Linked DNA regions of Homo sapiens: region 1 is linked to region 2. A link is a loop called in an ENCODE intact Hi-C map of the cell type or tissue named here. Cell type or tissue: GM12878. All regions are shown on one strand. Links, peaks and the distances in the headings refer to the core of each region. The heading gives the core; the rest is flanking DNA.

Region 1 (8,340 bases), core at 240-8,239, 590 kb before region 2:
GGAGGTGAGAAAAGTAGAGTTGAAATCTTTTTAAGTCAATTTGTGAGAAATCCATTTCAGATTCAATATCATCTGATATTGTTGAGTCAATACTTGAGTCAAGTCAAGGATCTTGAGAAGTATTGTTGAGTCAATACATAACAATATCAGATGCCTGCAGATGGAGCATGGAATTGAATTCTTGATTATGGGCTTATCATTGGGTGACCTTTGTCACAAAAGTGGTACCATTGTCAGGCTGCAAATGGTCCAGAAAATCAAGTCTCAAGAGCCACAGGAGTACAGACAGAGTTGGCTGATTGGACTGCGGAAAAGTATCAAGAGCAGTGAGACACCACCAGTAGATACAGAAGGAGGTCAAAGGTCCGATACTGTCAGTGTACCAGGAATGGACAGAGTTCATACCTGTGCAATGCAACCTCCTTCACCACAAGACCAGCCAGCCAATCCTTGACAGGAGTTTCAAGTCTGACACACACTGGTAGCTTCCACATTAGAAGTGTATAACCCTTTATCTTGTGCCAAGTCAATGATGATATATATGTGGCCATGTCTAATACAGTGATAGATTAAGGTGGTAGAAGAAATGAGCTGGACATTTCAGGCTGGATCAACAGCTTGATTTCTGTAGGTCTCACTGGAGAATGGGTTCTTAATACAAACATCATCTAACATGAATGGCCTAGGTATTTTATCATCAGCGATGGCTTATTTCCACAGTTCATTTCCTGAGAGAGAAGTATCTTTAATCTGTTAGTCTATAGGCTTGTAAGTGACAGGCCATATAGCAGACCAAATGGCTGGATCATTGGCAATATCCCAAGAGTTAGTAAAAATATAAGCTTTTGTGGGAAGTATTGGGCAGAATTATGAGAATGGTCTTAAATTCTTCCCACTGAGTGGACAAGCATATCAGTTTTCAGGGTGCCATGTACAGAGCAGCAATTGACTACTGTAGCAGCCTAATGGACACCAACAGGTTTCAACTTAGCCAAACCATCAGTAAACCAGGCCCAGGCATTGAAAGAAACACTGTGAATCAAGGGCCTCATTGATCTGGTGGCCTTACTTCAAGCAGTGTAATGAAAATATTTTCCCTAAAATGATAGCTGCCACTCTTTCATGTAAACTGAGATGCTACTGGGGACAGACCAACTCTATCCTTGAATATTACAATTTCCATTTGACAACTGAGATATATCGGGCCTTTTCCTTATAGGTTGTCAAATCCAAGATAACCCATTCCAAAATGGAGACATCAGGCTGCAGAGTCACAAAGCTTCTATGGGTCAGCAGTTCAGCTTCTTGACCCAAAGTCTATACAGGTCAATAGCTCAGCAACAGGACAACAGAAGCCCCTGTTTTTAAAAGAGGTGTACTTGGTGCTTGCATCAGTTGTTACTAGGAAATTGCCTCCTGAATACTGCAGCCATTAAGTCTTTAAAGCTTTAATTTCCATTTCTTCTCAGGTTTTATATTCTCTTTGCTATACTACTGGGAAGGGGACAGAGATTACCCCTCCACATGCCACAGTCCTTGAATAGAAGAATTCCTCTGGGCTTCATGAGGATTCACAACACAAGCACGTACAACATGAACACCAATTATACATTCATCAGTGAAAGACACAGCAAACAGTACGTTGGATTGGCCCTAAAGGTCCTACAAGGTCACGTTAATTTTCCTCCCACATGGAAAAAATGTTGCCCAAACCCCATCAGTTGAATTTGGAGCACATTTTCCCCCATGGCAGAGGTTCATTCTTGACATTTAGGAGTGGTTAATTCTTTGTCTGGGGGTTCCCAAGCACTGTAGGAAACTTAGCAGTATCCCTGCTTTACCAACTAGATGCCAGTAGAACACCCCCCACATCGTCCCCCGGCTCAGTTGTGACTATCAAAAATGTCTCCAGGCCCACCACAGTGGCTCACGCCTGTAATCCCAACACTTTGGGAGGCCAAGGCAGGCAGATTACCTGAGGTCAGGAGTTCGAGAACAGCCTGGCCGACATGGAGAAACCCCATCTCTACTAAAAAAATAATAATAATTATATAACAAAAATTAGCTGGGCATGGTGGCTGGTGCCTATAATCCCAGCTACTTGGGAGGCTGAGGCAGGAGAATCACTTGAACCCAGGAGGTGGAGGTTGCAGTGTGCCAAGATCGTGCCATTGCACTCCAGCCTGGGCGACAAGAATGAAACTCTGTCTCAAAAAAAAAAAAAAAAAAAGTCTCCAGACATTGTCACATGTCCCCTGGGTGGGAGGAGAGGACAAAATGACCCTGGTTGAAAAACACTGCCCTATAGAAATATGGACCAAGAAGTCTAACAGGCATAACAGGACTGTAACAATAGCTGCTGGAAGGGGGATGCAGATGAGGGGAGAAGATGGCTTTTCTTATCCTTTGTCTCTCCCAACCAGGCTCAGGGTAAATTCCCTTGCACCCTACAATCCTCAGTACCTTTAGATATCCTTGTGCCCAGCACCCTCTCCATTCATGAGACTGGGAAGGATTATGACTTGGGCACCTATATTCAACAGAGCTAAAAATATTTGAGTTCCTCCCCTCCTTTCAGTTCCCCCGCATACTCAGCATTTTCCTTAAAGCAGTTGAGGCTGGGGTACAGGGGAAAGGAAGGGTCAGGAAGTGCAGAGGGAAAGAGCAGTTTCAGGCCAGTAAGCCAGTTTGCATCAGCTTTCCATTTCAAGCAGCTACCAGCAGGTTGGGCTCATTCAAGTGAACATCTGGCTTTGGTCCACCTGAAGCTGTATCTACTTACAGATGACATCATTATTTAAGCTTTGGGGGGACTCCTTGACCAATCAGATACAGCCACTTTTGGCTTCCCCACTTTTGCGGCCTAATTGTCATATAAAGTCCCTTCTTCCTGTTCCTGAGGAGAGTGAGCACAATCAAAGTACCATTTGGGAAGATTGTTTCAACCTTGCCTCTTGCTTAGCCTGTAAACATTCATTAACAGGCAGGAGAGTGAGAGAAATGTACTTTCCCCCTTGCTCCCCACTTTGGTGAGGGCATTTGCTACTGGGTCCTACTAACACAGCCCATGGGGTCTTCCAGAAAGGCACACCTCAGCCAGCACCCTATCTTGTCACCCAAACTGTCAGGGTCTGGGATTTTACCCTATATACAAGCTAGTAACTTAGCCTGTTATTGCTTCATGGATGTTGGCAGAAGACATGAGGCTCTTGGGTCAGAGATAAAGTACTTCACTACATGCGTAACAAGTAGCATGAAAATAAGATTGCATTAGTTCCCCTTGCCACTAAATCCCACAGACGAAATAGGCAGGGGCCCAGATGGAATGCTTAGCATAGTGAATCTGCTTTGTAGATGAGGAAAAGTGAGATTGGAGAATCCACTGCTTTTATAGTAACAAAAAGACATGTCAACAAGAAATACCCAGAATGAATGACAGAGACTAAAGAATGGAAAACATAGGAGACATAAAGGTTATAGTAAGACAGTCTAACATATGTGAAATTATAATTCCAAAAGGAAAAGAGACAGAGAATAGGACAGAAGCAACATTTAAAAGACAATAATTAATTTTTTTGCAACAATGCTGAAATACATTAAGCTATAGATTCAGAAAGTCCTATGAATCTCAGAAAAGAATAAAAGTATAGAAAACTCAAACTGGTGAAAACAAAAGACAATAGAAGATTGTAAAAGTAGCCAGAGAAAAGAAACATTACTTTGAGAACAGGAAGATTTAGACTGACAATGAACTTTCCAACAAAAGCTAGCAAAGCCAGAAGACATGGCTTGATTTTTTTGTTGTTGTTTTTTTCAGGTAGAGTCTCATTCTGTCACTCAGGCGGAGTGCAAGTGGCAAGCAAGAACAGGGATCACTGCAGCCTCGATCTTCTAGGTTCAAGAGATTCTCTCACCTCAGCCTCCTGAGTAGCTGAGACTGTGCACATCCCACCACGCCTGGCTAATTTTTTAAAAAAAATTTTTAGAGATAGAGTCTCACCATGTTGCCCAGGCTTGCCTGGAACTCCTGGGCTCAAGTGATCTTCCCACCTCAGCTTCCCAAAGTGCTGGGATTATACACATGAGCCACCGTGACTGGCCTGGACTGATACTTTTAAATGCTGGAAAAAAATAACTGCCAATCCAATATTTAATATCCAGAAAAAATGTTATTCAACAAAGACAGTAGGCTGGGCACGGTGGCTCATGCCTATAATCCCAGCACTCTAGGAGGCTGAGGCCGGAGGATCGCTTGAGCTCAGGAGTTCCAGACCAGCCTGGACAATATAGTAAGACCCTGTCTCTATAAAAAAAATTAAAAATTATTCAGGCATGGTAGTGCATGCCTGTAGTCCCAGCTATTCAGGAGGCTGAGGTGGAAGGATTGCCTGACCCTGGGAAGTCAAGGTGGCAATGGACTGTGTTCGTGCCACTGCCTTACAGCCTGGGTGACAGAGTGAGGGCCCTAGCACTTTGGGAGGCCGAGGCAGGTGGATCACCTGAGGTCAGGAGTTCGAGACAGCCTGGCCAACACGGTGAAACCCCGTCTCCACTAAAAATACAAAAATTAGTTGGGCATGGTGGTGGGCGCCGATGGTCCCAGCTACTCGGGAGGCTGAGGCACGAGAATCACTTGAACCCAGAGGCAGAGGTTGCAGTTAGCCCAGATTGCACTCTTTTGCCTGGGCAACAGAGCGAGACTCGTCTCAAAAATAAATAAATAAAAAATAAAGACAGTAAAATAAAGACATTTCACAACAAATGAAGCCTGAGAATATTTATCACCAGTAGAAAATGTTTTCTTCTTAATACTTATTCTGTCTTTTCTTGAGACAAGGTCTCACTCTCTGTCACCCAATTATTGATTCTCCTAATGCTAACCATCCTCTCAGCTTTTTACGGCTAGCAATGTGTTTGCCACATACTCATCAACAGAGGGCAGTAGCTCACCATCATTGGTTTAGTTAGCCTGCATGGTACTTTCAAGGATGGACTTGTAACAGACAAATGTATCTTTCTGTGTCGTCTGTTGTCGTTTCCTCCCACCAAGTATGGGAGAAGGGAGGAGAGGAACTACTAAGAAGCAGTCAACAAAAATGGTAAAAGTATGCTTGAATCTAAACAAATATTGACCCTATAAACAGAAATAATAATGCCTTCAAGAGTTACAATGTGTGACTATAAAATACAAGATAACAATGGCATAGAAATCAAAAGGAGGGTACATGAAGTTAGAAGGTTGTAAGAACCTGGAATTATCTGGGGAAAAAAAGATAAAAAATAACAATTAACATTAGATTTTGATATGTGAAAGATGAATGCTGTACTATCGTGGGCAAACATTAAAATAATATCAGTAAAGCTGTGGGAAAATAATAAAACAATAAGTTCTCAGGTCCCTCAGAGTAAGAATTAATCATAGTCATTTTTGGACTCATCACACCAAGCTCTTAGCAGAGCCAGTTTGTGGACTGATTAAGTTTCTGCTCTCTAACTTCTAGGACAGTCAGTAAATGTGAAATTAAGGAACAAAAGGTAGCTTTCTTAATCCATTTATGTCTTCTTAATACTTATTCTCCGTCTCTCTTTGAGACAAGTTCTCACTCTGTCGCCCAATTGTTTTTTCTCTTAATGCTAACCATCCTCTCAGCTTTTTCTGTTTGACAATGTGTTTACCACACACTCATCAACAGAGGGCAGTAGCTCACCATCATCTGGTTAAGTTAATCTGCATGGTACTTTGAAGGATGAACTTGGAACAGACGAAATGTTTGCTGTTTCCTCCCACCAAGGATGGGGCAAGGGAGGAGGGAAAGAGGATTTTCCATTTTAAAAAGCACTTAGAGCCAGGCACAGTGGTTCACACCTGTAATCCCAGCACTTTGGGAGGTCGAGGCAGGAGGATTGCTTGAGCTCAGAAGTTTGAGACCAGCCTGGGCAACATGAGGAGATCCCACCTCTATAAAAAATTTTAAAATTAGCTGAGTGTGGTGGCACACACCTTTGGTCCCAGCTACTCAGGAGGCTGAGGTAGGAGGATTGCTTGAGCCCAGGAGGTCGAGGCTGCATTGAGCCGTGATCCTGCCACTGCACTCCAGCCTGGGCAACAGAGAAAAATCCTGTCTCAAGAAGAAAATTTAAAAAGCACTTAAACTGACATGTGGAAGTAATCTCATCATAAACTGGAATTAGAAATGAGTCAAATTAGTGACAAATTTTTATTTTTACTCTCATTTGTCAACATTACCAAATTATTTTCTTGAAAAAAATGTTTTATTTTGTGTATACCTAAATAATTTAAAGGACCAATCCTGCAGAGTACTTCCCTCTCCCTTCTGAAAAATATATAACACAAAGTACTCAAAAAGTATCCAGCAAATTAACACATGTGAAAGATGGTACTAGACACCTAGGAATTATGTACCAATCCTGGAATTCATACTCAAGCTGCCCCTGATTTCCAACACCTCCATCCCCCAGAATGAGGACTCTCTTTACCCAGGTGTCCCTACATTACATGGCTGCAGCAGGGATCTCTGTGCTATCATCAGGGAGAACAAGCCCTGGAAATACGTGAATAAGGAATTCCAGCCTATATGGTGATAGAACAAATCTTTTCTCTAGAACATTTAAGTCCCTCTTCTGCAAAGAACAAATAATTTACAGCTTCAGGGTATCTGATGATTTTGTTGCATAATGCTTAAAAGCACAAGCTATGGAGTGAGGCCAGCCTTCTCTAAAACCCCAGGATCACCCTTTAAGTTTCATGACTGAAGCATTCTGTGTAACTACTCTGAATCTCAGTTTCCTCATCTGTGAAACTATGGCAATAACAATGTTACCAGCATCAACAGGCGGTTGTGAAGATTTTTATTATTAGCTATATTGAGAGGAATGGTGCTTAACTGTAAGCAGCTGCCCAGAGGATTCTTGTTCCCTGGGAAGGCAGTTCAGGGATCAGGCCCTTAGGCAGTAATTAAGAGAGCATGCAAATTAAGCGTATAGCAGGTGTGGTGAGAAGAGGGCATCAGGGGAGAGCAGTTGGCTATTTACCGGGAACCAAGATGAGGCTAAGACCTGCCTCTCCTTGTTATGAATATAACTTTGATTTTAAGAGGAACAAAACATTTATTTCAAATTTTCTCTAGTATGAAGACATATATTCAGTGAAAAATTTAGGGATTCTAAAGTCCCCTCAAAGCATTCAGGAGGACCATTTTATACTTCATTCATTGCCAAACAGATGTCTTCCCTCCGTGCCACTCTAGAGGACTCTGAACAGCGCAAAGGCCAACAGAGAGCAAAGGGTAAGCAATAGAAAGACACTGACAGTAAGTCAGTCAACAAACTTGTATTGAGCACCTACTATGCACCAGACTCCATGTTAGGGATGATGAACAAACTGACATGGGCCCCTGCCCTCATGGAGTGTATATTTCTAGGTAACAGGTCTTTGGTGCCAATCTGGGGACATGCTACAGCAGAATCACCTGTGGTAAAAATGTAGCGTATTCAGAATCTGAACACAGACCCCCACCCTGACCTAATGAATCAGACATTCTAGGAGGCAGAGGATACAGGAGGCTATATTTTTATCAGTGCCCTATGGTAAATCTGAGAAACACCCAGATTCGGAGAACTACCATTGGTGTTTCTCAAAGCATGGTCTTTTGACCACCCACATCAAACTCAGCCTCCTAAGAGCACAACACAGGCACGCATGTTTTCAATGTACCCCAAGGTTTGAGAAGCGTTATGCTTGACTTTTTCTCTTACACCTCTCCCTTCCTATTAAATGACATGTATGTGAAAATGCAGTATAAATTGTAAAGCATGATACAAAGTTAGTTGGGTATAGTTCCTAGGACCTTTCAATAAACTGAGGAAGTCCAGCATATACAAGTAACTGAAATCGGTGTGGAATATGATGAGGCATTCCTCAGAGCTCAACAGGTCTCTGGCAGAATCTTCATGGTTCTTCTTATAGCAGCAGAGCCTTCTAGCAGGTAAGGCTGCTAAAACAATACTGTTACTTCAAATGAAGGTCCTTCTGCCTCTGCCCCCCACCAGAGCACAGCTGGGGTGCCTGAGCAGTTACATGCTTGGGTGGCATCCTCTCTGAAGGTCCCTAGAGTATATGCCCTCAGCTGGGCCATTAGCAGAACCTTTTATATCGTGACAGAAATATTTGTTAGGTGGACCCTGTGAGAGCGTAGTAATATGCCATGGCAATATACCCCTTAAACATTTAGCTTTCTCAGCAGATCATGAAATACAAATTCGGGATGCAGGATTAGGATGAAAAAGAAACTAAATGGATAGGAGGGGAGAGACAGATGG
Region 2 (8,335 bases), core at 336-8,335:
GATGGAAACAAGAAAACCTGATGGTTCAGGTCTTGAAACTAGAGTAAGTATTTTCTTCTTATCAACAGCCAAGGCAGTCTCTGTAAATCTCAGGTCCAACCCAACATTCAATTTATAGCCATAAATATTTTCATTATTTTTAAAAATTTATTTCATCATAAAAATAAAATTCTTTTTTTTTCTTTTTGAGACCCAAAAGAGACTCCAGCTTGTCACCCAAGCTGGAGTGCAGTGGCATGACCACGGCTCACTGCAGACTTGACCTCCCAGACTCAAGCAATCCTCACCTCAGCCTCCTGAGCAGCTGGGACTACAAGTGTTTGCCACCACACCCAGCTAATTTTTTAACTTTTTTTTTTAGAGATGGAGTCTCACCATGTTGCCCAGGCTGATCTCGAACTCCTGGGCTCAAGCAATCTGCCTGCTTCAGCCTCCCAAAGTGCTGGGATTACAGGTGTAAGTCACCATACCCAGCCAAAAGAAAATTCTTAATATTAAAGTATATGAACTTTGACTCAAAAGTTTTTTTTTAAAGCAAAAGAAAAGGCAAAAATAAGAGTTATAAAGAAAACCTACTTTTCTAAAAAACAGCGTTTTATAAGCAGACATCTAGCAAATATTATCAAGAAAAAAAGAAGAAATACAAAATGCAAGAAATGAGAAATTGGAATAGGAACAACAGAAGTCAAAATGTGGCCAAAAAGGCCAGGTGCAGTGGCTTATGCCTATAATCCCAACACTTTGGAAGGCTGATGGGAGGATCCCTTGAGGCCAGGAGTTCAAGATCAGCCTGGGCAACATGGTGAGACCCTGTCTCTACCAAAAAAAGAAAAAAAAATTAATCAAGTATATAATCTTTGTTTGTCTCTCAAAAATATATTAAAAGGGACTCATTTATACCCAGAGAGACCAACCCTTCTTCAAATCCCCTTCTTTTCCCCAAATCTCCCAGAGCCCTCCAAAGCTCCCACTTCCCAGATGCCTCAAAGTCTGCCCCAAATATTCACCTATCTTTTTCAGTCCTTCACCCCCTTCTGTCTTCACTATGTAGATTGGTTTAGCTTCACTAACTTTTTTGTTTTCTTTCCACTTCTCCCATTACTTGATTTCTCTAACACAAAGGATGTTCTGGGAACTGATCCAACAAGCCAAAATTCTAACCATTCTTCTCATTTTCCATCTTTTCTTCCCCTTTTCCTGATACTTTTGTTAAAATCTGGGGACCAGGCCAAATACATAAATCAATCTATAAATCTTATTCCCCAAACCCATCCCATCACGAATGTTTCAGAGTCAAAGTCAATACTGAAAGAGAAGCCCTAGGGAACCAAGAGGATTCACCCCCAGAATTCAAGGTGGTTCAGTATTTGGAAACCAAATGTAACATTTCATATCAACATAATTTACAAGGGAAATCATGGGATCTCAATGGGTGGTGAAAGGCATTTGTAAGTACAAACAGAAAGTTGCTATGGACAGCAATTTTGAATAACTAAAATGTAGTTGGTGTCTCGCAGACATTGAGGTTAGGGGCAAACAGAGAAAAAGCCACTATTTTTCTAGATCTAGTGTTAGGAATATCAGATCCATCAGATCAAATGAATTACCTTCACGTGTGTCATTCTCAGACTCAAGCAAATTTGGTCTTGAAATCTGGCCTTGCAGGATGCCTGTCTCTGGAGGGCCACAGAACACTCGAATGGAACTGGCATTATTTGTAAAAAAAAAAAAAAAATTAGCCACTTTTTGTTGTATCAGCTATTAATATAAATAATTGAATGTTGATTACATTCCTTTGTGACCTATCACTTTTTAAAAATAAAATTTGAGGCTTTTTTCACACTCCCAAATATGTATTCACTGTAGCTAATTTAGAAGCGTGCACAACAATATAACACAATTTAAATTATCCACATTCTTACCACCAAGAGAGGACCGCTAATTAACGTTTTAGTATATTCTCTCCCAGCATGAATTTGGGAATGCAAGCACTCTTGATGTTTAATTAGGACATAAGTTGGTTGCTGATATTATAAGTCACTTCTATGTTTCAAATCCCTCAATGGAACATCAGAGGCTACTAGAATAAAGAGTTCTGATAGATTCTCCAGGCAAGAGATTAAACTTTGCCCCAAAGCACCAGAGAGATTAGATGCCCAGTGGTAGCAGAGTGACTTTCTGTGTGTAGTTTGGAAAAAAGGACTGCCAGTTGGTTCAAAATAATTAGAATCTAGGGGATACACACACACACACACACACACACACACACACACACACACACACACACACGCACACCAGCTGAGAAGACCTGCCCTAGAAAATCCATGGATTATTGATTTTTGGGGTGCTTCCCTTGAAATTACATGCAAAACATATGGGAAAGGGGCTATCATCTTCACCAAATTTTGGATCTATGACTCCCTCAAAATGTCAGGACCCCTGGTACATAAAGTCCTTTTCAATTTTAATATTCTTGTACTCTTTGGCATTGGAGCTTTTATTCTGCCTGCTTAAAAGACAGAAGGCTTGGAAGAGATGGAAGACAGATGAAGCTAGGTTCTTCTATCAAAAGGAGGTTTGCGGGGAAGCTGGCCCATGGAAAATGCAGACACAGCCCTTTACCTTCTCTGTATATTGACCGTCCTGCTTTGACAGTGCTTCCTCTAATATTTGACCACCAGCGACTTAGCAATTGTCGATGTAAAAATGATGCCATTTTTGAAGAATATGCCCAAAAGAAGTGTCTGCTACCAGTGCTACTCCCAGGTATTCTTGTGATGTGAACAACAGTCACTAACTTGGGGTCAAATTAAGAAAATTTGCCAGCATATTTTCAATGCCTACCATGCATTGACATGCCCCAAGACCCATTTCATGATTGCCAGAATCAGGCTTCAACCTTGGCTCTAGCCAACTTATTATTTTTTTTAATAGAAAGAATGTTTTTTGGGGTTTGTTTGTTGAGACACAGTCTTGATCTGTCACCCAGGCTGGAGTGCAATGGCACGATCTCAGCTCACAGCAATCTCTGCCTCCTGGGTTGAAGCGATTCTCGTGCCTCAGCCAGCCAAGTAGCTGGGATTACAGGCGCGTGCCACCACACCTGGCTAATTTTTGTATTTTTGGTGGAGACAGGGTTTTGCCATGTTGGCTAGGGGCTAGGCTGTTCTCGAACTCCTGACCTCAAATGATCCGCCAGCCTCAGCCTCCCAAAGTGCTGGGATTATAGGCGTGAGCCATCGCGCCCAGCTTCCAGCCAACTTTAGAGTCTATTTCACCTCTCAGCCAAACAGCCTCCCAGTCAATCGTGTATGTTTTGTATTTTGACCCACACACTGGTTTTCCCTCAAACTTCTATCTTAATTAGGAGATACGTTAAACACACATCAGTCTTATTTTAAAAGCCCCTTAAATATTTTATTTTGAAGCATTGATTCTGAAACATAAGATACTTTATAAAAGGGCTTCAAAAACAGCTTTGTCTTGTGGAAGACAATTAAAAATTTATTGTTCAAATGCTGCCATCTGGTGGCCAAACATGGCAAGCCCCGAAAATAGACCATTCACAGAAAAGATACGGAAAACCCCAGTTTCCCTAATCACTTGCTTTGTTAGCAAAGATTTGGAAAATTCTGTGGAAAAATATTAACATGCTTATGTTCCACTAATTCTAACCTGTAAGATATACTTTTTTCCCATAAACAATGGCAGTAAGATGTTTATCAGAATGTTTCCAAAGTCATATGAAGGAAAAATGAAGAAGGCAAGAAAAAATGTTTAAATAAAAAAAATTAAAGATCAACACCTGTGAAAAAAAGGGATTTAAAAAATAAAAATAACTGTTTCTAAGGGCAAAGATGCAGACTCACTGGACAACATGCTTGCCAATCAAATTCAGATGTAACAGAAAAAGTTATCTTTTCTACATCCATTCCAAGTGTATTGACACAGGTGTCATTCACTCAACGAAATTTTATTGCAAGGCTGTTTTGTTCCATATTCTTTTAATTTCGTTGGGTACATGATGGAGAACCAAAAAAACTACCTTTCCTAGAGAACCTCATGAGAAACAGGGACCCCACACCGTAAGATTGTACGTACGGTTGCACCCTATGTGGCCCTCAGTCTCAAGTGAGTGTGAGCTAAAAGCTTCTGCTTGCAGGGCATGCCTTTTCTCATTCACATAAAGGGGACATAGAGGCTTTGAGCTACTGCGGGGATGTGGGGGATTCAGATACCTATTGGGGCCTCCCTCCCACATCTTGGGTCTCTTTCCTAATGCCTGGCCAGCTGGAGGGAACACATTTTAGTATTTGACCTATTGACCCTCTTGCTTTGTCATGAACATCTTCCACTTTGTGGGTTCTCGAAAGCAGTCCTAGTCTCTGAGCAATGTATTTGTAACCTAGAGAATGCCTGTGATTCAGCTGCTCAACTGGCTCTTCAGACATCCCCAGATGCCCCCTTCTCTGCCCTGGGCCCAGCTTCCTACCTCCAGAATGCAGCTGGGGAAAGAGCCGCAAAGGCTGGTGGTCTGGTGACCCAGGACATGGAGGTGCCTCTGGACCCTGGCAACTCCAACTAGCATTCTAGGAGGACCTCCCACAGTTTCTGGAGAAGATTCTACAAAAGGTCTTTGGCCAGTAACTAATTCTTCAATGTGAATAAATGATAGTTTTTTTCCTCCAATAAATGTCAAACAGTACTAGTTGGGGGTGGGGGCAGTGGGTTGTGTCAGCTTTCAACTTGTGGCTGCCAGAACTACAATGCTTCTTCTTGGTTGGTAAAATATTTAAAAAAAAAAAAAAAAAAGCCTGGCGCAGTGGCTCACGCCTGTAATCCCAGCACTTTGAGAGGCTGAGGTGGGAAGATCACTTGAGCTCAGGAGTTTGAGACCAGCTTGGCCAACATGGTGAAACCTCATCTCTATTAAAAATATAAAAATTAGCCAGGCATGGTGGTGGGCGCCAGTCCTCCACAGTGACCTGAGACCCCTCCTGTATATCCCAGATGCATGGTAATGACCCTTTTCTCTTGAGATTCTTAAACTGGGGTCCACAGACCCTATGGAAGCACGTCAGTGGCTCCATAAATTCCCTGATAACATATACAAAATGTGTAAATATTCATTATGCTGAAGAGGTTTCACGGCTTTCATCACATTTTTAAAAATTAGTCTATGGTAGAATCTTCAGAGCCCTGCGAAAGTCTCCCTCCAAGTTGGAGTTGTTGGAAGCAGAGGGAAGCATTTAGGCCAACACTGACAGATGAGTCCTAACTCTCTGATATCCAGCCATGTCCAGTCTGTGTGACTATCAGATGCCAGGCTCTAGAAAATATCCCTGAATCTAAAGACATCCTTAACTACCATCTCAAGTATGATCTAGTCCCTACAAGGACCATTTGTACCTGGGTATCTCAGAGACAGGCCCAGAGAAGGAAAAATACTTACGCTCTGAGCCTAAGGCTGGCAGCGTTCATTACAGGTCCCAGACCAAGCCACTGGACTGATCTCTGGGCATGAAGAGGGAACGGGAGCAACTGAGGGGAAGTCATCTCCAGACATGGCTCCTAAGAGCCTGGGGCCAAAGGAGCTCTGCCAAACTCCTGAAGAAAGGAAGGGCTGATCCCTGTAACGAGGGACTCCCCTTCAGCTAATGCCGGAGGTCTCCCCAGACTCTGAAATAACCCTGACACAGCAGAGGGAAGGCAGACCTATGACAGGCCCAGGCAGCTAACCAGAAAATGCTATTTGTGTCCTGGCAGGGAACAGCCAAATCCATAAGCTTCAGAAATGCAAGGTGCTTTGAAGCCAAAGGTTCATTTATATTGTGGTTCTCAAACATCAATAAAATCAAGTTCATCCTGAATGGTTTAAAATGAAGATTCTTAGGCCCTCAGGATTGTGATTCAGTAATTATTTGGTAAAGCCCAAGTGCTTACATTTTTTTAAAGGGAAACCAGTAATTCTGATCTAAGGAGTCCATGGAGTACATATTTAGAAAGTTTCCAGGGGCAGTAAGGCTTCAGATGCAGAGAGAGGCATGGATAAGGTGAATTCCTCTTTCCCAGCCTCCACTGAGATAAAAGCAGAGGCTTCCAGTTACCATTTATTGAGTCTTTCTCTATGCAAGATACTATGCTAAACCCTTTACATAGATTATTTAATCCTTATAACTCAACTCTGTTATGCTCATTTACATATGTGAATTCCAAAGTTCAGAGAAAATAAGTAACTTGCCCAAGATCCCTCAGCTGTGAGTAGCAGAGCCAGGACTGGAACCCAGGTCTGAATCCAGAGCCTGTTTTTAACTAATATGCCCATGATTTTTTTTTTTTTTTTTTTTTTTTTTTTGAGATGGGGTCTCACTCTGTCACCCAGGCTGGAGTGCAGTGGCACAATCTCGGCTCACTGCAAGCTCCGCCTCCTGGGTTCACACCATTCTCCTGCCTCAGCCTCACAAGTAGCTGGGACTACAGGTGCCCGCCACCATGCCCGGCTAATTTTTTTTTTGTATTTTTAGTAGAGGCGGTGTTTCACCATGTTAGCCAGGATGGTCTCGATCTCCTGACCTTGTGATCTGCCCGCCTCGGCCTCCCAAAGTGCTGAGATTACAGGCGTGAGCCACCGTGCCCAGACAATTTTCAAGAGTTTCTGTGCCTGGTACCTGATGACAGCAAATAAAAGGCTATGAAGCCACATGCCCTCTGCAGCTGGGTTGGGGAAGAACGTCCAGGAGCCACAGTGTATGTAGACAACCACCTCAGGAGACGAAGCAGACAATCAAGCAGGCCCAAAGGTCCAGCATCAAGCCAGATAGAAGAACTATGGATGGATGGACTAATGACCTAAGGATTACAATCCTGGAGTGCAGAAGGAGCAGAGAAAAGAGATGAAAGATGTTGGGAATGAGAGATGGACAAAAAGGGCTAAAGGAACTGGCTGATCTCAGGGAAATCAATGAAATGCCACGGAAAGCTTTTGATCAGCACAGGTCCAAGGCCCCTGGGTTCTATGGCTTCTGCTGTTAGTCTTGCATTTATACTGTTCAATTGATAAGAAAAATAATGAGTTGATGCATCAGAATCAATACCAACTTTGGATAGTGCCCAGGAACCATTGTAGAATATTAGATGCTCATCCACTAAAGGGGCATAACAATAGCACGTAACCTCATAGAGTTATGTACAGTGAGAATTCAATGAGATCACTTGAGTACAGTGTTTAGCATAATGCAGGACACACAGGAGTCAGACAAATGTGAGCTGCTATGATCATTAATTATATAATTATTACTATACCTATGTTCACTAAGTAACCACTGTGGCATCTTGTTTGTTTGTGAAAGACATTGAGGTCAAATGTCTCTATGGACTGTGGCTTTTTCTCTCCAGAAGAAGCTTTTGTTAAGGGTGTTTCCTTTTTTCTCACAACTTGAGTGAAAAGTCACATCCCCAAAGATATCCACAATTTCATCAAACCCAACTTTTTAGTTTTCCCTTCACCTTTAGTTCTAATATTATCCCAAAAAACAACTGAATACAACTGTTTTATCCAAATTTATTCTCAGGGAAAAAGAAAGTAGTGGCTCTACGCAACTTTTTCATTCACCAACCACCTTTCCATGCATCAGAACCTATGCTGTGATTGTTAGCTGAACTTCAATAGTTTCCACCTACTTAAGAGAGATGCCTCAAACAAATTAACTTTATTTTCAGACAACAGGTCCAAGAAGACTTCACAGCTCAATCATGACGAACATGTGGCTGTTTCCTCACAGCCAGGAACCCTCGGTATTAGAAGAAAACTCCAACCCCCCACACCATCATCTAGCCTCTTTTCTCACTGTGAAGAACTGATGAGACAGAATTCCTGAGAAGGGAACATTTAGGTAATCTGGGATAGAAGGGCATGGAAGGACTGGACAAACTAAGCCTCCCCATGAAGGAAGGGAAAAGAATATTACAAAACAGACTAACAGAAAACAAGACCCATCAGTATCTTCAGGATAAACAAGAGGCCACTCTAGATGCTCTGATTAAAGGTTGTCCATGCCTACAGAGGCGGAGGATAAATCTAAGAAACAGAAATGTATAACCAGCCCAATGCTTCCATACTCTGCATTAGGTCAGTGTGAACATGGCTTTGCTCCCAATGGTCAGACCTGACATGGGTCCTTCTGAAGATGGTGGGTCAGGTATATCCCAGCCACCCTCACCAGAGAATACATCTATGACAAACCCAAATTCCTAATCCTGAAGTACTTTGAGCCACTCTACATTGTGGCCACTCAATAATAGAATAAATTTGTGAAAAAGCTGCATGTTTTAATTT

The links. Peaks named below come from ENCODE experiments on the same cell type or tissue, not always from the same donor. Only the 100,000 strongest peaks of a DNase experiment are listed, where the experiment ranks them.
Region 1: it touches region 2 in a loop (10-fold over the local background); 94 of 110 quality-filtered maps call a loop at or near these places.

The regions. Positions count from the first base shown.
Region 1 is chr9:32,373,760-32,382,099 of GRCh38, forward strand. No RefSeq gene overlaps it. Among named protein-coding and RNA genes, the nearest start is that of ACO1, 6.7 kb to the right of the region's middle. In GM12878, for the core only: CTCF peaks have their summits at 4,940 (motif pointing right) and 5,701 (motif pointing right); DNase peaks (open chromatin) are centred at 4,942 and 5,702.
Region 2 is chr9:32,965,069-32,973,403 of GRCh38, forward strand. It overlaps APTX (aprataxin), which reads right to left. Exons shown (of 8, transcript NM_001195248.2): 8 at 7,548-8,335. Among named protein-coding and RNA genes, the nearest start is that of APTX, 32 kb to the right of the region's middle. In GM12878, for the core only: a CTCF peak has its summit at 3,536 (motif pointing left); a DNase peak (open chromatin) is centred at 3,493.